Regions from separate parts of the Homo sapiens genome. Here regions 1 and 2 are each linked to region 3. Evidence: chromatin loops called from intact Hi-C (ENCODE). Cell type or tissue: mammary epithelial cell. All regions are shown on one strand. Each heading gives the region's core, and the rest is flanking DNA. Links, peaks and the distances in the headings are about the cores only.

Region 1 (8,107 bases), core at 1,899-6,898, 220 kb before region 3:
AAGGATATGTAGCTCACAGTTTAAGAAAAACAATAAAATACTCAATATTCTTCTAAATTCCATAAAGCCAATTCTCAGATTGCATTTTGCTTTTTATGAACGCATATCTTTCTATATTCAACCTACAATATAACTGTGTAACAATGCAAGTATGGTTTCTACATGAATATTGACCATATTCTTCTCTTAGGGTTGAGTATGATGAAAGTAAAACAACAAAGACATGTTTCAATACCACTAGATTTGGGATACAATACTCATCTCTATCTAGTGCTCCCAGAGAGGGTAGCCAAAAAAAAAAAAAAAAAAAAAAAATCGGCTCAAAAAAGAGCTTCACTTCTGCCCAGCAAGGAGTGAGTGTCTTTGCAGAGTAGGAATAGTTACTTACAACAAGTATATGAAGACCATGATAGTGACAGACCCCAACAGCTGCAAGAACTGCAGTGAAGGTTTGCGTCCCACCCCACACCTTAAATTTGCACATTCCCCTCCCTTGGATTTTTCTTTTGTGCTTTTAATTCAAGTCACATGTGTAATTTAAGAACCTATAAATTACAAAGGGTCTTTCAAACAAAGTCAGTATGTAAATATAAAATATAACATTAAATCCCCATCATTAATATTGAAGAGTAAGTCAATATTTGATAAAAATCGCCTCAGGGGAATGTGCCTTTCTGCCTGGTTTTATGCTTTGCAGACTTATTCAATTATTATTTAATTACCTGGTTAAATGTCATGGCTTACAAAGCAGGGATTATATTAATAATAGCATGAGGTTTATTTTAAACTAGCCCAACATTGGATAGAGCTGATTTTGTTTTACCCTCTCACAGAACACAGAATTCACATTAGTCTTCTGCACCTGGTTCGAAGTGAATTGATTCTATTTAAGCTTTTTTCCCCCTCCTGCTCCCTCTTTAAAAATCTTCCTTCTGTATTTGTCATATTTTTCCAGTCTTTCAGCTATTCTCCACCCCACCTCTTCTTCTGCCCTCTGGGAGTCTTAATTCCACAGTAAATCAAATAACTTAACAAAGGATTGTGTCTGAAACCCAGAAATAGAAAATAGATGCCAGGTCACAGAGAACAATCTAGTTTCAAAAGAAGGTGCTGCACCACGCGGGGCCGCTTTCCAGCCAGCACCTTCTGACTGAATGGTTTGCTGTTGAATTCATCGCTATAAAGTTGCTATAGCAACCGCTCTATCAGAAGGATTTGTTGGCACCTAGATGGACTTTATTTCTGACATTCGAAGAGGGAGGGTGAAGACAACATTTAATGAGAGGGACTGAGTGACATTAAATTGCTCTCCTTTCAGCTTTGTCATATTGGACCAATATTTGGGGATATTTTGAGCATGGCCTTTTGTCAGCCCAAGAGCAGCAGAGGTGCTCTCCGGAGGGGAGTGAAGATGGGGACAGGGAGCAGACCCGGGAGGGTTGGATGAGTCTGGGAGAACAGCTGAAACGTGGTGGACCACGCTGGCCTTTTGTTCTCCACCATCTGTGTGCTGTAGTTTTGGGAGTGGAGCCAAAGCTACGTTACCTGTATTGTGCTCCACGGAGCTGGGGCGCCGCCGTGGTCCTGCCTCAGATGCAGGGGCCTCTCATACAATGACAAGGCCATAATAGCCTGGCAAATAAACTATTTGAACATTTGGCTTTATGAATATTGAGCAAAATTCTTCAAATAAATTATGAAAATGACTCTAAGTGAACAGACATCTGAATCCCATCGCAAGCCTAGGGCCACTGATTTGTAATGCTAAGTATGATAATAGTTATATAAATGGGGAATACTTTTCAAAATGACTGAGCTTCAAAAATGCTGCACTAAAAGGGATACTACTCCTAGAGAAGAAATAGTCTGAGTTAAATTAAAAAAAATGGATAAAAATGTTCGCTTTTAAGAACATTAATGCCTAGGATGTCTAACTGCATGGCTGAATAGAATATATGCAAAACACGTACATATAGTGCCTTTTCAGATATGGAAAATAAAAATCAAATTATGTAGCCTTGAAAAATTATAATTTACAAAGCATCATATAGCCAGCCTTTCAGAAGGTCAGTTTGGCAATTTATCAAAACCTTTGAAATTTTGAATCTTTGACTAAGCAGTTTCACCTCTGGTAATTTGTCTTAAGGTAATAATTGATATATGCAAAGTCTTAGCAATAAGAAAGTTAATCACTATGTGGATAATTAGCCTTCAGAAAAGCTCTAAATGTAAACCATTAGGGGAACTATTTAAAATTATGGCATATCCATGTAACAGAGTACTTTGTAGTCATTAAAATGATGGCAGAAGTATATTTGATAAAATGGAAATAATATTAACAGTACTGAAGGGAAAAAAAGCAGATTTCTATAGAAAACACATGGCTAATTCCATTTTTAAAGAGTATATATACATTTAAAAACCAGTTGAGATTCAATAAAATAGTAAAGGCCATTATCTGCATGGAGTGGGATTATAGATAATTTTATTTTCTTTATGCTTATATCTTCTGGGTTATCAACAACATTTTCCTGCTGTATCGAAATGTTGTAAAAGTATTGTACAAAGGAAACACTCTTTTCACATTTCTATTAATCACTTATGTAATTCTTATCCAACTTATTTCAGAAAGAGAAGGAAAATCCTGGCCAGACACTCCAGTTTCATGTGTCCTGATAAGCTCACATCTACTCTGGAAATTAATGGATGCAGATGTCCAGGTTTTCTCAAATGCAGAGACTTGTGGTATCAAACCCCTACAATGGCAAGTCTTGGTTCTGAGATCCATAGTTCAACAACCACCCTGTTTTCTGGGAGAACCAAATTGCTAGAATCTGTGACACAGGATGGCAAGAATAAGGAGAAATGAAGGTAGTTCTGTAAACAAAGCAGAAAGTGTTATAAAGGTAATGAAATCATGAAATAAGACTGGTTTTATAGCCGTCCTATGGAAAACAGCCTCTCCATTTTATAGTCCTATCCAATACAGTACAGAAATAGCCCAGTGAAGCTCTGCAGAGCCTCACCTTTGGGCAGGAAGACTACCTGGGGATGATACCCCTTACCCTCTTTCTGGCTGTCCCCAGGAGTCAGGAATATTAGGACTCTGGTCCTCTTCTCTCATCTGTCTCCCACCCCAGCTTAGGCAGTCATTGGCAATCAATCCATCAACTGGAGTTCGTCATGACACTGGGTCCCAGTTTAAATGCAAAGGACCATACTCTCAATCTTCCTCCATTGCTCTGCACTATGACAATACAAGAACCTGGAACACCTTTATAAATCAGGTATTTTAGAACTCAAAAGGCAGTGCATTTATTGCATTTATTGTGAATAAAAACTCGTGTAATAGATTTATCCTAACTTGCCATAACCCCTGAAAAAGGAATATATAGGAAGCATTTTTAGTGGTTCCTATACTTTGTTACATGTGCTTATATTAACCTTGGCAACATTTGAATAAACTTATTACATTAATAGTTATATGAATTTGATTTTAGAAAAATAACCTATCCTTGGAAGGGAAGTGTCATCACCTCCATGTAAACAATATTCCTCTGCACACAATGCCCTTTATTTTGGCAACGTGTCTTTCCTGCCATCTGCCTCGGGAAGCACTTGCCAGAGTTGCAATAATAATTGAGTTACAGAGGGAATTAGGTGTAATGGAGGGGAAGGAAATTGATTGCTTAATTTTTATTAACAGAAAGAGAAAATTGTGGCGTTCTGCCGTGAACAGAAATGAAACAAAGAGGAAAGATACAGAGAGATGACTCCAGGTGGCAGGAATGTTCCTGCACAAACAGGAGCAATCCTGCAGGGAGGGTAAGAAGAGGCCAATGCTAACCTAGCTGAAAGAGGCAACTGGAAGGGAAGCAAGGGGGGAAAAGTAGCCCTGGCTGAGCTGATGTGGCTTTGTGCACTGAGGAAAGGACACAGACACCTGGAGACTATTCACTTCTGCTGGGAGGAGTAGTCGAGCTCTTACTGCATTCTGCCTGTCTGAAGGTCAAGGACCACATCTTTGCCAGGCTGGGGCATGTGTGCGTGAGTGTATACAATGAGTGACTTCTGAGTCTTGCCCTCCCTGAATGTGACAGTGTCTCTGAGGGAACTGAACAACTATAAAGCCCTAGATGGATTAATGGAGGTCATTCAGACTTCACCAGGACTAGGCTGTATCCTCTAGGCAATTGTGTCCTGGCCCGTGAATAGCACAGGCTGCTGGAGCCGAGTTGGACCCCCCTCTCTGATCCTGGAGGGAGCCCCACTCCACCTTCCTATGAAGTCAGTTTCCTTCCTCTCTCAGGGTAGCTGCTGGCTCCGATAACCTGCCTGTGCCTCCCTGGAACTCACTGTAAGCTGGATATCAGTTTCACATGTTTGGTCTGTGGGATGTAGGAAGGAAGTGGACTCCCTGGATATTGGGTGAGAGGGGCAATTGGCTTGGGGAAAGAGGCTCAGATGGTTAATATTGCAGGATCATTCAGTGCACTTAAGGCTATGCCACACTGTCAATTGCACACAGAATGTGGCTGTGTTTGGTCTTCTGTGAGAGATGCACAGGCTTGAGTGTGGAGAGGAGAACTGAGGCAGTGCCTCCAGCCCCTAAGGATTCCAGTCCCCTGAGCTCCCTCCTGGCAGACATGATTCTGGGTAGTAAATTCCTAGGCTTCTCGACTGAGAACATTAACACAATTGTGAACAGACATGTTTGCTAAAGAAAAGGCCATAAATCACAATTTGCCTCCCACAGGAGAAAAACAGGAAAGAAGCATATAGCTGTACTCTGTATTTACTAATGAGGATAATTTGCATATGTTTAAATTATAACTTGGGGGAGAATCTAACTGATAAGGTAGAGCCCAGCAATGCAGCAAGGTAGATAATATCTATAAAATGGGGTAGGAGGAAGTTAAACAAATTGGACACATGCATCTGATACACTAATAGATAAAAGTAAAGTAATGCTTTCGAAGTCTATTTAAACATGTGAAAATCTTCACGACATAAAACTTAAGAGGATTTGAACTGCTGGCATACAGTATGAACCCAGTTAGGCTAAGTGAAACAAAGATAAATATAGGTAGAAAAAACATACAAAATGTTAACACGGGCTAAGTGTGAATGATGGGATTCTGGGTGTTTATTTTCCTCCATGAACTTCTGATAATCCAATTTTTCTAAAATGATCATGTGTTACTTAAGAATCAGCAAATCTTTAATGCCATTAGGTCAGAAATTTTTTATTACCAATTTTTGGAAAGAGGTAAAGAGCAATGAAAGAGGAAACTTATTAGATTGCAATAGTTTTGAATCTGTAGTTCTGTTTCACATAGTTACCTGTATGATTCAGATATGATTAGGCTTCCTGGGGCCTGGGTGTTTATAGTGCTCTTCCTGATACTCTGTTACTATCAGGTTCTCCAGTTCAGTCGGTTTCCTTTGGTTTTCTGAACATGACCAGGTATGCAACTGGATATTTTCCAGACTAATGACCTTTAGAACATCATTTGTACATGGTTCTTACTTACAAACCATGCCATGACTTAAAACATATAGTTTAAAATGCTGGCCATTCAAGGTTGCCTTCAGCCAAGACTTCCCTGAAATGTTTACTGTAGAGAACAACATTGAATTTGTGGTTATAGAGTTTTACCTCAAAATGTAATCTACAGACCCCAAGATTCCCGTCTTCCGACTGTGTCATGAAATTTGAGTGATCTAGGCCATTAATTATACTGTTCCTAATTGTCTCGAAGACTTCTGGTTGTAATGTAGACTTCCCTGTGGGGCAGAGACCAACACGATTCTTGGCCCCCAGAAGACACAGTGCTCCCATGAGTTTTTAGTAGCATCTCATGGCATGAGCTGACCCATATTCCTTCCCACCTAGGCTTCTCAATGCGGACAGTAGTTATGTGAAATAAAGTTGGCATCATAGGCTTCCTAGGACTCACTGACTTTACCTGCTAACTCGAAGCATCCAGGAATGTCCCCTAGCTAAGTCCAACTTAATCCAGGACAGAGGCAATCATTCTCAAGTCCTAATTACTCAGCACCTAGGGTGACACTTCATCAAAAACATTTTTAAAATGAAGGTATATGACTACTCATAGTACCACAAAATGGAAACCCTTGTGTGCATCAGCTGAAGAATGGATAAATAAAAATTTCTATTTTCACACAAACAGCAAGGAGACTGATAGCAAGGAGAATGAATGATATACAGCTCGGTGCAATACCTTGGATGCCTTCCACAAATACGATAGTGTGTACAGAAATCAGAAGCACACATAGGTATTAGCTTACTTTATTACAGTGTACTTAGAAAGCATAAGAACAACCAAAGCTAATTATGGTGATGGAAGTCAAGATAGTGATCATTTTTGTGGATGGGGAGCACAGAGGGGCTTCTGAGTAGTGTTAATGTTTTGTTTCTCAGGCTGGATGCTGGTTAGTACAAGTGTGTTCAATTTGTGGGGAAAAAAAGTCCTCAAGCTCCATACTTAGAATATACACACTTTATTATATATACACATGTATATGGAATATATACAATATATGCAATAATCTAACATTGGGAAGTGGAGGTTGGACCAGAGTGGGTGCCACAAATCTGGTACTTCTGTAGAACATTTGGCTCCAGCTCTGCAGGGTTTCCCTGCAGCTTGTGGTGGGGACCACTTTGGATGATGAAGGAGCACTTCCTACCGAAGAGCAGAAGCTTTATTTGCAGGCCTCTTTCATTCTCCAGCACTGGGCAGGGCTCACCACCCTCAGATCACCTCAAACAGGAGCTTGGTGAGCGCTTTCAGAGACAACTGCCTGAGTAAGTGGACAGACGCAGGAGAGGGCACTGCGGCAATCTCTGTAAGAGCACTGATAGTTTATACAACAAGAGTCCCTGTGGTTTCCTGGGCTACAGAGGCTTGCTGCCCTGTAAGCATCAGCCCCTGTCATTGGTAGCTTCCTCCTTGGCTTTGGAGCTAGACTCAGCCTAATTTAAATTCCAGTTTTCCTACTTACAAGCTTTGTGGCCCCAAGGTCATTTCTCCAGGCCCAATATCTCTAAGATGGCGATAACATTATTAGGAGTGCTTGACCCATAAAGTGCTCAATCTACACGATGCTCAAACAAATAGTAGCTCTTAGTACTATTATCCCCATTCTCTTTCCCCATCAGAAACGGATCTTTCTGGCCTGAAGAGCCAAGTATATGGTCTCACAGAAAAGATGGCTGTCAGGAGGTCAGGGAAATTAGAATGTACCTTCCTTTTGCAATGAGCTATGAGGGAAAAGGACCCAGGTTCTAAAATCTAAAATCTAAAGAATGATCCCAGGACTTCTCCCCAGAAACCCAAAGCCAAAGCCCAGGGAAAGTAGCATTTTGGGACAATGGATACAGACTTGCGAATCACTGGCTTCCTTGGGCTTCTCCCTTATATGATAGACTCATGAGAGACAGTGGCATATTACCATGAGCAACTCAGAGACAACCACAGACATTGTCAGGGTGCACCTATCTATGCTGAGGAGGGTAGCACTGAGCCCCTGACATTTTCGGAGAAAAGTTGAGTGATCATACTACAGTTAGATGCAACCAAAGCCAGCTGTACATTTGCCTGGGAGGAGAACGGAGAGGGGCCTTCGCAGAAAGGAGATCCTGGAGCCGAATGCTGGGCCAGACAGCCATGCCATGAGCTCACTGTCTTTGGCAACCCATAGAAACAGGTTCCAAAAACAGCAGCTGCCAGGAAGCTCTGCATGAAGCAGCCCCACCCACAGCATCAGGAAAAAGCCAAGAGGGTCAGGGTGGGCCCAGGGCAGGATCCTCAGCCTTGGTGCAGTCAGGACACCCTCTGATCACTTGCCTTGTGCTTCCTTTGGGTCCGAAGATGCCCAGAGCAGAGCTTGACTAACTTGCTGAAGGGGCAAAACTTGCTACATGTTACTTAGTTATAAAGCAGAAAGTGCTAACATTAAAATCTCTTCTACTTTAATAAGATACTAGGGTCATTAATAGTAGTCTCCCTTCTCCGAAATCTTGAATACATGCAGCGTTTGCACTGGAAGGGGACTTGAGGATTGCTCACATCTGATCTTG
Region 2 (8,107 bases), core at 1,899-6,898, 310 kb after region 3:
AGACCAGTCTGGCCAACATGGTGAAACCCCATCTCTACTAAAAAAAAAAAAAATACAAAAATTAGCCGGGCATGCTGGCACGTGCCTGTAATTCCAGCTACTTGGGAGGCTGAGGCAGGAGAATTGCTTGAACCCGGGAGGCAGAGGTTGCAGTGAGCCGAGGTCACGCCATTGCACTCCAGCCTGGGCAAAGAAGCAAGACTCCATCTAAAAAACAAACAAAAAATTGCTTTTAACTCATGTATTTTTAAGTCGTGTTTTTTAAACATTTTGAACCACTTTATGAATATATTTTTTATATGAGTCCAATACCTCATAACACTGCTTGTAGAAAATTGCCAACTCTCATTAAATTAACACAGTATATAGATATATATGTGTGTGTATATATATATGTGTGTGTGTATATATATATGGAATGTGTGTGTATATATATATGTGTGTATGTGTGTGTGTGTATATATATATATGGAAAGCAGTGGCATGAGATCGGCTCACTGCCACCTCTGCCTCCCAGGTTCAAGCAATTCTCCTCCCGAGTAGCTGCCATTACAGGCACACGCTGCCACCCAATTTTTATATTTTTAGTAGAGATGAGGTTTTGCCATGTTGGCCAGGCTGGTCTTGAACTCCTGATCTCAGGTGATACACCCACCTCGGCCTTCCAAAGTGCTGGGATTACAGGTGTGAGCCACTGCACCTGACCAAATTAACACAGTTTATATTTTTAACTTTCTGCTCAGTTAAGTCATCACATACTCCCACCTGTAGTTAACTACAGTCTCACACAGTAGTTAATTTAAATAAAGGAAAATCTGCCATAATAAATATGTTTCGAGACATAAACAACGTTATTTAAAATGTCTAATATAACACCAATGAGGGAGTGGGAACTGGCATCTTACTTTATGAACAAGTGGTTAGTGGTTATTATCTTATTATATTTTGTTTGTTTGTTTGTTTTTGTTTTTGAGACAGTCTCACTCTGTCACCCAGGCTGGGGTGCAGTGGTGTGATCACAGCTCTCTGCAGCCTCAACCTCCCCAGTCTCAAGTGATCCTCCCACTTCAGCCTCCTGAGTAGCTGGGACTATAGGTGCACACTACCACACCCAGCTAATTTTTTGTTTATTTTTGTAGACATGGGGTTTCGCCATGTTGTTCAGGCTGGTCTCAAACTCCTGGGCTCAAGTGATCTGACTGCCTTGGCCTCCCAAAGTGCTACGGTTACAGGCATGAGCCACCGTGCCCAGCCCAGTATCTTACTTGTATGTACTGCAATTATATCATTTACTTTCAAAATGCTTGTAAGCAGTCAGTCCCAAGTCAGTTATATTCTTTTACGTAAATAATTTATTTAGAAAACATCCTTTATAATAACATAAAAAGAAAACTTTAACTTAACCCTTATCCAAGTGATTCAAATGATGTTAGTAATCAGGTCAACTAAGAAAATACTCCCAACTGGTGCAGGGCAAGTAGACTTTCCATAATCACAAACATGTGAAAAACACAGTAAGTAAGTAAGACACAGTTCATATATCATTGTATTTATTCTCACAACAATCCTGCAAGAGAAGTAATATTTGCCCCATTTGACAGATGTTGAAGATGAGGCCCAGAGAAGCTAGGACTTACCCAAGATTATTATAGCTCTGTTCTTTCCATTAGTCTACATTGTTGAAAAGTTTAATTGAAATAGAATGTTGGGAGATAAAAGATCTCTACATGAAAACTACAAAACACAGATGAAAGAAATTGAAGAGGATACAAACAAATGGAAAAACATCCCGTGCTCATGGATTGAAATAATTAATATAGTTACAATGACCGTACTGCCCAAAGCAATCTACAGATTCAATGCAATCCCTATCAAAACATCAATGTCGTTTTTCACAGAAAAAGAAAACACAATCCTAAAATTTGTATGGAACCAAAGAAGATCATTAATAGCCAATCCTGAGCAAAAAGAACAAAGCTGGAGGCATCACTCTACCTGATTTCAAAACATATTTGTCACAAGGCTATAGTAACCAAAACAGCATGGTATTGGAATAAAAACAGACATGTAGGCCAAAGGAACAAAATACAGAAGCCAGAAAATAACTCTACATATTTACAGCCAACTGATTTTCAACAAAGCTTCCAAGAGTATTTATGGGGGAAATGACATCCTCTTCAATAAGAGGGGCTAGGAAGATTAGATAACCATATACAGATGAATAAAACTGAACCCCTATCTCTCACTACATACAAAATCAACTCAAGACAGATTAAACACTTAAACATAAGACCTGACACTATAAAACTACTAGTAGAAAACATAGGGGAAACATTTCAGGACACTGGCCTAGGCAAAGATTTTATGGCTAAGACCTCAAAAGCACAGGAAACAAAAACAAAAATTGACAAATGGGACTATATTAAACTAAAAAGCAAAGGAAACAATCAACAAAGGGAAGAGATGATCCATTGAATGGGAGAAAATATTTGCAAACTATTCATCCAACAAGGGACTAATATCCAAAATATGCAAGGAACTCAAACAACTCAACAGTAAAATAACAATCATCATCATCATCATCATCATCATCCCAGGAAAAAGTGGACAGAGGACATGAATAAACAGAAGACATACAAATGGGCAGATACGTTAAAAAATGCTCAACATCACTAATCATTAGGGAAATACAAATCAAAACCATATTGACTTATCATCTTTTACCAGTCAGAATGGGCTATTACTGAAAAGATAAGAAATAACAGAGGAGAAAAGGTAACTCATATACACTATTGTGGGAATGTAAATTAGTACAGCTACTACGAAAAACAGTATGAAGATGTCTCAAGAAACTAAAAATAGAACTAACCTACAATCCAGCAATCCCATTGCTGGGCATTTATCCAAAGGAAGAGGAATTTGTATATTAAACAGACACCTGCACTCCGTGTTTATTGCAGTACCATTCACAATAGCAAAGATATGGAATCAAGCTAAGTGATTATCAACAGATGACTGGATAGAGAAAATGTGCTATATATACACAATGGAGTACTATTAGGCCATTAAAAAGAATGAACTCATCATTTGCAGCAACATGCACGGAACTGGAAGTCATTATGTTAAGTGAAATAAGCCAGGCACAGAAAGACAAGTATCACATGAGATAGAGTAGAATGATATATAACAGATGCTGAGAAGGGTGTGTCAGGGGAGAGGATAGGGAGATGAAGAAAGGTTGGTTAATGGGTAAAAACATACAATTAGATAGAAGGAATAAGTTATAATGTTCAATAGCAGAGTGGGGTGACTATAGTTAACAACAATGTATATTTCAAAACAGCTAGAAGAGAAGACTTGAAATGTTCCCGACACATAGAAATGATAAATCCTTGAAGTGATGGATACCAGAAGACCCTGACTTGCTGGGCACAGTGATTCATACCTATAATCCCAGTACTTTGAGAGGCCTCCTGGGGAGGATGGCTTGCAGCCAGGATTTCAAGACCAGCCTAGGCAACATAGCGAGACCTGGTCTCTAAAATAAATAAATACATAATTAACTGGGCATGGTGATGCATACCTGTAGTCCTAGCTACTTGGGAGGCTGAGGTGGAAGGATCACTTGAGCCCGGGAGTTCAGGGCTGCAGTGAGCTATGATCACACCACCGCACCCCAGCCTGGACGACAGTGTGGACCTGGACCCTTTCTCAAAAAAAAAAAAAATTCCCTGACCTGATCATTAAACATTCTATGGGTGCAACAAAATACCACACGCCACCCATAAATATGTACAAAGAGTATATACCAATTTAAAAAAGAAATAGAACCTTGGTTAGATTTTATTTCCACATTTCTGGTATCTATTAATAACTATAATTGAACTTTCAAAGCTACTTTGTCAACACAGTAATAACCAAATATCTTGGGTTTATTCTGTGCCAACTCTGATGACTCTAAAACACCAATTCAGGGGAAGAGCTGGGGAGAAAGCAGGCTTCTTGTGGTTTTTCAAGATAATACTGCCACCTGGTGGACTAATGGTGAACTGAGGTAGGTTGTCTAATGCATGATTTCAATTTTACCTGATTAAAATTCTCAATGGACAAGAAGGGCAGCTTCCAGAAACATCTTTGCTTTGAGTTGTGTCTCAGGCAAAATGATATAATAATAATTTCATGTTGTGCATAGTAACAAAACTGCTGTTTTCATATAAATTGCCAACTAGATCCGATAAGAATTCATTTACTCATTCAACACATATTTACTACCAGCTGTTTATTGTGGATAAAGTCAAAGACACAAAGGTGACTAAGGACTTGCTCTATGTTTCTAGAAAATAAGATGCTATTCCTGTAGTGGTTGAGAATATGTACTCTTGAAGCAGATGCTTGAGTTCAAATCCCAAATCTGCCACTAACCAACTGTGTGACTTTGGACAAGTCACCTAAACTTTCTACGTCACCTCAGTGTCATTATGTGCAGAACTGGACTAATCACAGCTTCTCGTGCAGTTATCAGGTACTCTGTGGAGTGTTAAGTACCGTGTATGCATGAGAAGGAGGTCTCCAGGGTGGACAGCATCCCTTGTAGATGAAGATGAGCAGCAGGGATGAGGCATTACCACACAAAGACTTTGGGGTGGGAAAACAAAGTCTTGTTCTCTGGGGTCAGAATAATCCATGTTGATTTATTCTAGCATACTCCTCAAAACACACACAAACTTAGGCAAAAGCTTGCTCAATGCAGAATTGCTTGTGACTGCAAAAGACTGAAAACTACCTAAATTCCCATGAATAGGGGACTGGTTAAACTGATTATGGCACAGCTGTATAGTAATATAGGAGGCCAGCATAAAAAAGAATGATGTAGAGCTGTCTGTACTGAGATGGATCAACCACTAATACACAATACGTGGAAAACCTGAAATGCAGAACAGAGGTATAGTGTGATCTCATTTGTTTAGAAGTGAGGTTGTGCATGCACATGGTTAAAGATGTGTAGAATATTTGGGGGAGAATATTGTGTGGATTGGCTCTCTTACCTTCTGCTCCATCCTCCTCTGCTCTATCCTCCTTCTAGGATGTCTTCAAAACTGTAGAGCTGGAAAGCTAAAAGCCATAGTTCCCACATTCCTTTCCAGATAATGCCCTGGATGCAAAATTGGGCTCCTCCAATTAGATATACTAACATGATATGAAAGTCAGGAATGAGCGGAAGGCCAGCTTCCTGCTTGTTACTGTCAGCAAGCAAGGAAAGGAGATGGGGAATGAGATGCAATTGTGATGAAGTGACCCAGCTTGCCAGGGTATATCCTCTGGCTTCATGATGGCAGGAGCAGTAGCTTTTTGCTCTCTGGAGCCATGCTCTTGAACAGTGGCTCCATCTGGAGCACTCCCTCCCTCCTATCCCTATTCTTCTAGCCCTTCCAGTGATTTCATAAGGACCTACTTCCTGTATTAAGTCCCGTCTACTTTAGCTTCCTAGAAGATTTCTATTTCTAGGACAACTGAACTTTGATTATTACAGCCGTTTAAGAAACTGGTAAGAGCCTTGTCATGGTTAGTATCATGTGTCAACTCGACTGGGCTAACGGATGCCCAGATAGCCAGTAAAGCATTTACTGGGTGTGTCTGTGAGGATATTTCTGGAATAGATTAGCATTTAAATCAGGGAACTGAGTAAAGATCCCTGAGTAAAGATCTCTCACCAATGTGGGAGTGTAACATCCAGTCTGTTAGGACCTGGATAGAACAATGTGGAGGAAGGACAAATTCACTCTCTCTTCTTCAGCCAGGACATCTATCTTCTTCTATCCTTGGATGCCAAAGCTGCTGGTTCTCGGGCCTTCAGACTTGAACTGAATTATACCACCACCTTTCCTGGTTCTCCACCTTGCAGGTGGCAAATCATGGAACTTCCCGGCTAATATATATATATATAATATATATATATAAAATATATAATATATAATCTGACTATATATATATATATAATCTCCTATTCATTCTGTTTCCCTGAAGAACCATAATATAAGACATTACCTTAGAAGAAAGTGGGCTGAGATCCAGAAGGAATGGAGATTTTTTTTTACTCTATTATATATACTGCTTTGTACTGTCAGAAAATTTTTCTATGTGTGTATTTTTTGAGGCAGTTCTATGCGTACTGATAGGGAACTATAGCTACAGTATGTTATTACTTTTTCCAAACAAAAAAAACAGAGCAACGTGAACAGCATTATATATATTATGCTTCAATTACATTGGGGAAAATCTATATAGAGATATATCTATACCTATTCAGATATATATCTAAAAGTGTATGTTTATAAATGCCTCCAGATAGGATAACTGGGTGACTAGGGGAAAGGATGAGAGAAAGACTTATCACTGTCTACTTTGCACTTTAGAATTTTATGCCCGGTCCATATGTTGTTTATTTAAAACTATATTGTTAACTAAAATGAGAAACTAGTAAGTTTTAAAGGAACAATCCATTTTGGCCAAAGTACATGCATCTTGTTGGGGATTATTGGGATGTAAGACCAAAATAAAAATGTAGGTTGGAGCTTGGCAAGACAAACGAGAGCAAGGAAGATCTCACTATGCTGGCATTTGCTTCTCTCTATCCCTGGAAGCCACTGGGAATGGTCTTTCCATAGTCCCAACTGTGCTGCTCCCTCCCTACTCGACCTCCCCAAAATCTAAGATCTCTCTCAGGGAAAGTCTCAAGCTTTTCAACTCAATCTCCCTCCCTTTCTCTCTCCCTGCCAAGGTAAAGAAAATTATCAAAAGCAAGTATATGTTGAGGGCTGGGCTTTTTAATAAACATTACTGAGTTTCAAAAGCAGAAACTCTCTTCCCCACCTCCCAACTCTCTCTTACCTGGTTCATGTTCAAAAACAAAGTCCACCGTTAGTCACAGTGCTTACATTTCAGTGCATTGACTAAAACATAGACACATTATAATGGAAATAATTCAGGGGATTCCCTCTTTTGATTAGAGAAGGAAGAAGAAGGGAGAGAGGCCTGACGATTCTGCAAGCATTAGGTATTCCTCCAAAAAAGAGGAGGGCAGCCATTGAGGGTGGTAGGGTGTCAGCAAGGAGGCTGAGGAAAACAGAAAGTCTGCAATGGCCACAGTTTGCCTAGAACTCACCCTGCTGTTTCACTGTATCCTCTTCAATCTCAGTTTCAGTGTGCAGCTGCCTGTACTCTATTTAGAGAGGATGTGAGTTAAGCATTTCTAGTTAGAGTGGTGAGAGCTTCCAGGGCATGGTGGTGGCTATCCTCAACATGAGAAGTCTCAAGACATCAGAGGGCTGCTTCATTCCCCAATGTTATCACAGCCCAAGGACCTCAGGGCACACAGCTTATGGCCTAGAAACATCTGTTAAATGAATAAACAGAAGAATGCCAATGTGTGTGTACGAAGTACGTTGCTGCCTCAGCATCACCCAAGACTACTGAGGTGAGGTCCCTCTCCTCCAGCCTGGTCAGGGGAGGTAGCACATGGATGGCAGTCCTAAAAGACCTCTCCTCAGACCCTGAGCTGCTAGAGAAAATGCCTGGGGAGCTGGTGCCAAGCAACAGGGCTGGAAGAATCAAGCCATGGGAAGAGTTTATGAGCAAGAATCAGTGAGAGGAAGAAAACTCAGGGGCAGATCTGGGGCAGTCAGGGCCAGGGAACTAAGTTAGAAACAGATGGGCCAGAGCCAGGAAGGACCAAGCCAGTGGCTGCGTTGGCAGATAAAGTAGCTGCCAGATGAGTACTTCAGACCAGATCAATGAAGTGGACTCAAGTCTCCAGAAAGAAAGAGTTTGCACTTCTCCAAAGGTCCAAGGCTGTCTGGTAGAAACTTCTCCAATTACGGAAATGTTCTGTATCTGTGTTGTCCAATATGGTAGCCACAAGCCACATGTGGCTATTTTCAGCCATCTCAAAGTGTGGCAAAGTGACTAAGGAACTGAATTCTTAATTTTAATTAATTTTAAGATCACTAGAAAACCCTTAGTAGGGCCAGGTACGGTGACTCATGCCTGTAATCCCAGCACTTTGGAAGGCCAAGGTGGGAGGGTCAGTTGAGCTCAGGAGTGGAGACCA
Region 3 (8,107 bases), core at 1,886-6,885:
AAGACGACTGTGCCATGAACAGAAATCTTTCAAAGCCCATGGCCTTGGACCAGCTCAGATTAAAATAATTCACTGTAGACTTTGATATTTCCCATGTTGGTTTAACCTAATGTGTTGCAAAAATTAGGTCATTCAGGTGATCCAGCTTTTCCGAACCTTGAATCTACACAGGGCTGCATTCAGGGTTGAAAAGAAGACACATGACCTTGTGAGTGTTTTCATCCGGCAACACTAGCCAGGATGCTCAATGTTTTCATCCCCCAAGTTAATGGCTGGTGCTCAAACTGTATCCCTTCCCAGCTGACATTTAAAAGAAAGATTAGTTGTCTTACATGATACATTGATTGCTAAGAACATCAACTCCAGAACCTCACATCTAACCTAAGACACTAAAAGCATTCTCACTAAATCTTGAACAAGACAAAGAGCTTGCTATTACCACTGTGATTTAACACATTTTCAAAAGTCCTAGCCTAAGCAGTAAGCCAAGAAAATGAAATTCATGTAATTATTGACAAATAGCCATAATATCATTATTTTCTAATTTTTATTTTCTACCTGGAATACTTCAAAATATCAATGGAAAAACTATTAAAATGAAAAATAAAGTTCAATGAGTTTACCAGTTACAATATAAGTACCCCAAAATCAATACCTTTATTTATATTAGCAACAACCACTGGGGACACAAAATGAAAAAAAAAATTATTCACAATAGCAGCAAAGAGACATATGAATAAACTTAGTGAAAAAAATACATATACACGCATATCATACCATATGAAGACAATTACAAAGCTCTCCAGCAAATCATAGAATAAGAGATGACTGACCGATGTTCTTTTATAAGACAAGTAAGTGATTATGGTAAAGGTGTTGATTCTCTCCAATTTATTTCAAAAATATAATGAAATTTTAACTTAATGATGTTGGCAAGAGATAAGAAACTTGTTTAAGAGCTCTTGTGGGGCTGGGTGCAGTGACTCATGCCTGTAATCCCAGAACTTTGGGAGGCCAAGGCAGGTAGATCACTTTGAGCCCAGGAGTTAGACTGCAGCCTGGGCAACATGGTGAAATAGAAAAACTAGCCAGGCTTGGTGGCACACGCCTATAGTCTCAGCTCCTTGGGAGGCTGAGGTGGCAGAATGGCTTCAGCCTGGGAGACAGAGGTTGCAGTGAGTTGAGATCGTGCCACTGCACTCCAGCCTGGGTAACAGAGCCAGACCCTGTCTCAAAAAAATAAATAAATAAAAAAATAAAAGCTCTTGTGGAAGGATATATAAATATGCATAGAAAAATAAATAAGATGAGCACTGTCATATACTCAAATGTAATCCAAGGCTTTAACAATTCAGATGTTGGTCCTAGAGCAAGAATAAAAGGTCATAAGAGAAAGAAGTCTTGATAGAGTCGAAGTCTAAATAACAAAACATCGAATGCAGCATGCCTTTATATTTTCTGCTGAAAACTTAGGCTTCATTTTATTTTCTTTTAAATTCAACAAGATATGAAGCATGAATGAATAATAAACCAGTGAGGGAAAAATGTTTTGTCTCAGTAGTAATCAAAGAAGTACAAATAAAATAATCAGATACCCTAATCCATCTTCAAATGGAAGAAAAAGAGAGAATGGTGGTTGATTTGATTATTTTGGCAAAGTCTATTGAAAACCTAAACAAAATAATTCTTCTCATTTACCCTAAGGAAATAGTCAGATGTATTCAAAGAGATGAGTACACAAGGATGTCCTCTACAGTGTTGTTAATAATACAAAAGTGTAAACAATAAGGGATTGAATAAACCCCACAGAGTTGAATTTAATATATAATCATTAAAAAGTATGCAATAGAATAATAGTTGATGACAGAGAAAGTTACATGTTACAGAAGAGTGCACAGAGAACAATTCTAAAATCTGGAGCCTTATACACCAACATGATAATTTTAATTCTCTTTGTAGAATCAGAAATCATTTTCTTTCATTTACTTGTATTCTCAAATTTTTCTACAAATTTTTCAACAATCCAAACATTGCATGTATATCCTTTCGAGATACATTTTAATGAGTAAATTAAGCCATCGGACACACTGAGCCTCTTTCTTTGCATGGTCTAAGGTAGTGGTCTCCAACCTTTTTGACATCAGGGACCTGTTTTGTGGAAGACAGTTTTTTTTTTTTTTTTAATGGATGGGCTGGGATGTGGTGAGAATGGTTTCAGGATGAAAGCGTACCACCTCAGATCATCAAGCATTAGATTCTCATAAGGAGGGGGCAACCTAGATCCCTAGATTGCATGCACAGTTCACAATAGGGTTCACGCTCCTATAAGAATCTAATGCTGCCACTGATCTCACAGGAGGCGGAGTTCAGGTGGTACTGCTCGCTTGCCCCCAGCTCACCTCCTGCTGTGCAGCCCAGACAGGTAACACTCTGCACCCTGGGGTTTGGGGACCCCAGCCTAAGGGATCATCCAACCATTTAATCCTAAATGCAAGCATGATTTCTTTTTTATGTCTGCTCTTCCTTGAAAGGCAGTAAGCTATTTGAGAGCAGGCTGTGTGGCTAATTTGCCTTTGTGTGCTCAGCCCTCAGCACAGTCAGCACAGAGACAGGCACTGTGTGTTCATCCCCTCAACATTAATAAATTAATAAATGTTGAGTGGATGAACAAACAAAAGAGTAAAGCAACATATGGATTACTTAACTGCTCTAAAGGCTGATGGCCACATGGAGAAGTCAAAGAATTTTAGGTGTGAATTTAGGTTTTCATCAGAAAATGTGAAGTCATGCTACACTCACCTAAGAGTTTCATTGTAAATGTCAAGCCAGATCATATTCATCAATATTTTTTAAAGATATGAACTGTTTTATGATTTCAGAGAAGAATGGTATAAAATGTAGTCATGGTGTTGCCTCTGATTACAAAACCATGTGAGTCCAACACATCACACTTAGAAGGTTGTCATTCTTTTAAGATCATTCCCTACCTCTCACTTGTTCTCATTTTTAAAGTCTGGGAATCATCAAAGAGAATTGCATTAAGAGAACCATTCACAAGGTCAAAGATTAGAGGAGGATAGTTACCTGAAGGCTGTATAAGAGACGGGTTAAATTCTGTATGGCTTGTATAATCTGAAAAACAAAATTGTAAGTGTCAAATTCTTGAAAAAGCTTTCATTATCCACAAATAAAGGCTGGTGATACATTTAAGGTATGTGCAGCAGCTCACCTCTGATTGTGAAGAACCTGGAAAATTTCTACATTCCACCTAAAATACATAAAAAACAAGAAAATGAATAACCATTCTACTTCTGAAAAGCTGCCCTGCAGTGTCCCAAAATGTATGACCTTGGGTAAATCACTTTGCTATCTCTAAACTTGATTACCTTATCTATACTGACTCAGTTTCCTCCCAGAAATAAAAGCCTATAGAATCAAACAAACACTTGACAACAAGAGCGTCCTTCACGCAAAGTCGATGTTTGAGATGGATGGCAATTTTCACCCAATCACCCCTTAAAACAACAAGGGATGACAGTAAGGACACCCTGAAAACTCAAGTAACAACATTTACCTTGTGCAAACCACAATGTGAATTGAGTTCTCTGTGCCCAGACTGAAGTTGTCTTTTGGGTCAGGCTGACCTCTTATATTCTAGAGGACAGATTGAAAGTTAAAGAAAGAATATCATGTCTGGCCTTAACTCCTTTTCTCAATGTTTGAGATTCACGATATCAACATATACAGCAGTTGGGAAAAGAAACCAGACTCAGACGGTGGCCATAGTGGCGCGCGTAGCTGGGCTGCTCTAGATCCCACCACAGTCAGAGATCACCAGACCAGTGACTGCCATAGTAGAAGTACTAGCAGCAGAGGCCACGAACCAGCCACAGGAGACCGTCTGTTCTTTAGGGAGAGGGTCTATGCCTTGTTCTTTGTCTCTTCCACAGCACACATTAAGGGCACACGTGGATAGTGATGGTTTGCAGCCTCCATAATTGAACACTTGTTTATTCATTTATTGTCGGCCTTCTCTCCCTAGGATGCAAACCAGTGAGTAGCGAGACTTTGTCCATGTGCTCCATATTATAAGAATGATGCTTGACATAGCACGGACACTCAACAAGTGAATGACTCCCAGTTGAACTCGATGGCACGCCATTCAATAAATAAATATCGATCACCCACTGTAAACTTCACACCTTACGCTATGGGAGACCATCAGATGCCCTGTCCTCAAGGGCCTACTGTCTCATCTAATTTTAAGCCATAAAAAGCAGCCAGCCATGGTCATGTCCTCGGGTAATTTTGAACTTGTTAAATTCAATTAGTTTAGGCTGATGATGCCAGGATGAGCTAGCCAGACCTCCGCTTCCCTTGGACTGCCAATTAAAGATTTCACTCGTAAGCAGCCCCTCTGATAGAGAAAAGACAGAGGCTGAAAATGGAGATGAAGCTTAAAGACATTAGATCTGTGCCAAACCCTATGGGAGAGAACAGGCTCTAAGAACCCCCGCCCTAGAGGGATGGTTGGCGTTCTCGCTGCTCTTCTGGCTCTGTCGTGGCCCATCCACACTCCACTGCTTCTGTAGTAAGACCATATGGCACAGAGTTTTTATAGTCTATAAAAATTAGAACCATAGAAATGAGTTGGACTGTGCTACCCGCGGTTACTTATGCCCAAAAGCCACTAGGTTTGACACAAGACAGGAAATTTCGCGTTTTTAATGGAGTTGTTCTGCCACCTTGTGGTAAATGTTTAAAACTGCAGTTGGCGATTTATCCATTATTTCTGCATTTGAGTCAGATTTCATTTTTTAATATTCTTTCAGAAATTTGTTCTAACCTTACCTTGTAGAGGAAGCTAATGACAAAATATCCATTATACACCTTTTAAAAGTTTGATTTCAAGTGATCCTGCCCTTTACCTGGGTTTATTAATGTATTAATCTTTCAAAATGCCTTATTAAGCAAAAAATTTTGCAGATAGCTTAATCCAAAGAAGAACCCAGACACTTAACCTCAATTATCTACCTGTAGCTGAATTGGAGTGGAAGAGGGAGACTTTAGGGGTAGGAGCCACCCAACTTTGCGTTCAAGATTAAATTATTACTGTCCAATTCACTCTCTCTTTTCTATTAACACAGTTGGACACCACAAACTTCACACTTAAAAGTGATGAAAAGCAGGAACATTTTAAGAAGCAATACATTAGAAAGCTTACAATCAGAAGGAGTAAAATATTACATTCCTATGCTCATTTTGGCCTCTGAAGTTTAAAAAAGAACACTCAGTCACAGCTGTCTTTTCTCTGGATTTTAAAAGTCCTTGACTTGATTTCTCAGTCTTATGTAATATACACAAAAAGTATATAATATGTAAAATATGTTGTATATGTGAGAAGATCTGACATTTGCCATTTTTTCACATTGACACATATTGGCACCTATTAATGTACCTAATTCAATTTTAGATAAAGCTAAACTCTGGAGCCCTGACAAGCAGGAAGAGGCCAACTAGCCACCTCCCAGAATCATATTTTATTCCTTCCCTATTTCTGACATCTCACTTTCAGTAGACATTAATAGGAAGTTTTATGTATTTAATTCTTAAAGAGAGAGTTAATATCTATGTCTATAGCAGTAAGTCAAAAAAGAGGATTCCCTTTGGGAATCGCTGTGCCCCAAGCAAAAACTGGTCAGATTAATTAAAAATTAACCACAAAAAAAGTAGGTGAAATGTGGGTGGTGACAGGAAATCAACTCTGCAAGGAGAGGAGGGTCAAGGAAGGTGAAAGAAGCAAGAATATTCCAAAGTAAAAGGTGTTTCAATTACTTTGGCGCCATCTGGTTGCAAAAGGGCCCCCGGGTGCCAGAGCTGCCAGACATAGTGGGTGAGAAGCAAAGGTTTGCAGGGCAGAAAGACCAGAAGTCAGAGAGCACAGACACACATATACACAGGAGAGTTTTTAATCTTTTTAATAACTTTTCAATCGTTGCTTTGTTTACACCTACATGACACAGGCAGTGCAAGCACATTTGAAGAAGAAATAAGTTAGAAAGTTTAAATATGAATATTTAAATCAATTGAGAACAATTCAGAAAAGCACCTTTGCCCCACTGACTGCCGTGACAGACCAGAACCTGAGGCTATTTTATTATACACAGTAACCGCTGCCGTTTACTAACAAATCAGTTCACAATACCTTCTCCCCTGCATCAGAGACGGCCAAGTCGGTTACCACACCCTGGATCCCGGGATCCACATCCGAACAGCCTCTTCCTTCTCTCCCTCCTGTGACTAATGCTGGAAGCACGCCATCGAGACAGAAACAAAAAGGACAGCGTCAAACATCGGCCAGCCCACCGGGTTCTTCTGTACACGGCCAACACATATTTCAAAATAGGAAACACCACAAAATAATACATATTGAGTATTCTTAGATGAGGTGCTTGGATGAGCGCAGAGCAATGCATGTGGTCCCTGCCCACATGGGGCTTACACGCTAACAGACAGCAACTGACGAACCGCACAAAGTATCACCATCTTTGTACTTTTCTTTCTTGCACTGAAGTGTTCGTGTGTCGTTTGTGTTACAGAGGGTAGAATCTACATCTCACTCTCACTTAATAGGAAAATGCCTCCTGGGAAGGGTGAAATTTAAAACAGGTGCTGTAGAACAAAAGCAAGGTCTCTTGGCAGACTTAAGTCTGTAAAAAGTCTCTCTTGTGGCCAGTGCAAGAGCAGCAGACGATAAACAAGGTTTAGGAGGAAGGAGGAGTCCGAAGCAGGAGGGAGACATCTTTCTAGGAAGGCGGAGATGGCTAATACTTCACGGTCTCATAGTCATACAAACCAAGAACCTGTCCCTATCTCTGAATAACTTATTTTTTAACAATTTCTAAATGTGTTGTTTTTCTCACATTTCTTGTTATGCTTTAGATTTACAAATACTATGTATTTAAACTATGAAAACATAGAAACTAGTCCCGAAATATTTTTAAGTACCAAATACAGATTTCACTTCATCCATTAAATCTCTGTTGGCAGGATTTTATTTCTTTACCCATGTGAACTCAGTTAAAACTTAAACTGTGCCCACCTTGCACTGATTAAAACTAGAATTTTCAAAGCCCAAAACAGTGTTTTATTAGAACCATGTCCAATCCAGACCCTGACAAAATCGATATTCACTTTATGACACTGTTTGTTTGTATAATTTTTATTGTGTCTTTTTAAAACTTTATTTCCAATATAGGAAATGCTTTTTTCTTTAATAAAAATACTTATGTCTTTGGAAAATGAGAGTCCTCTAGGATTTCAAAGACCTCTTCTAATACAAAGAAGTTTTTGTCTAAACGGAAACGGCTTCAGATGAGATCAGCTAAAAACAAGTCCATTTTGTTCAAGCTGATCAGCACTTATTCACTTACAATGAGGGACATTTTATAGGTTTCTCTGTCATTTGAAAAATGGTTCTACTATTGGGTGCTATTCCTAACTCTTAAAGAGTGGCCAAAGGCATCACTAAAGAATTCACCACTCTGTTTCTCACTCCCTCATAGAAATTAGGAAAATCAAATGGGAAAGAAGCTGATGACAAGGCAGAAGAATAAAACACAGATCAGGTCCCTGTCCCTGTATCCAATTTCAGGGTGGGCCAGAGGGTCTCCAGTGAACAGAACTTTCCTAGAAGTAGAAGATACTCATCATGTATACTGAAGACTGAAAATAGAGCTGTCTGCTTGGCTTATAACCTCAGGCTGACATAAGCCTGATGAAGAAGAGCCCAGTTCTCCAAGTCATTTGCAGAACCGACCCATTCAGTCACAGTTGTAGACCTTCATTTAGAACTAGCCTTGTGCCTTGAACAACTTTATAAAGAGAATCAAACTCTCATAGCACCATGTTCCAGTCTGACCCAGAACTGAAGAGGCCTTGGGGTACAGGACCCCACCAGCCAGCTTCGGTACTTCCTCTACCTGAATCCCGACATCAGACCCCTCTAAAGAGCCTCTCAATGGTTCTGGCAAATGCCACGGGTGTCCCTTTGAAACTCTCCCCAGTCATGAGAGATGTGGATACAGACAAGGAGACCTTCACTGCC

Evidence for each region. Peaks named below come from ENCODE experiments on the same cell type or tissue, not always from the same donor. Only the 100,000 strongest peaks of a DNase experiment are listed, where the experiment ranks them.
Region 1: a loop joins it to region 3, with 5 times the contacts of the local background. A loop is called at or near these places in 3 of 110 quality-filtered maps.
Region 2: it touches region 3 in a loop (11-fold over the local background); 14 of 110 quality-filtered maps call a loop at or near these places.

The regions. Positions count from the first base shown.
Region 1 is chr5:74,123,773-74,131,879 of GRCh38, reverse strand. No RefSeq gene overlaps it. Among named protein-coding and RNA genes, the nearest start is that of LINC02122, 25 kb to the right of the region's middle. In mammary epithelial cell, for the core only: a CTCF peak has its summit at 3,777 (motif pointing right); no DNase peak of the experiment used is centred there.
Region 2 is chr5:73,587,218-73,595,324 of GRCh38, reverse strand. No RefSeq gene overlaps it. Among named protein-coding and RNA genes, the nearest start is that of UTP15, 26 kb to the right of the region's middle. In mammary epithelial cell, for the core only: a CTCF peak has its summit at 4,033 (motif pointing left); a DNase peak (open chromatin) is centred at 4,004; H3K27ac peaks cover 264 bases.
Region 3 is chr5:73,899,383-73,907,489 of GRCh38, reverse strand. It overlaps ARHGEF28 (Rho guanine nucleotide exchange factor 28), which reads right to left. Exons shown (of 36, transcript NM_001177693.2): 31 at 6,206-6,306; 32 at 3,230-3,268; 33 at 3,085-3,132. Among named protein-coding and RNA genes, the nearest start is that of LINC02122, 200 kb to the left of the region's middle. In mammary epithelial cell, for the core only: CTCF peaks have their summits at 4,742 (motif pointing left) and 5,845 (motif pointing left); a DNase peak (open chromatin) is centred at 6,299; H3K27ac peaks cover 2,404 bases.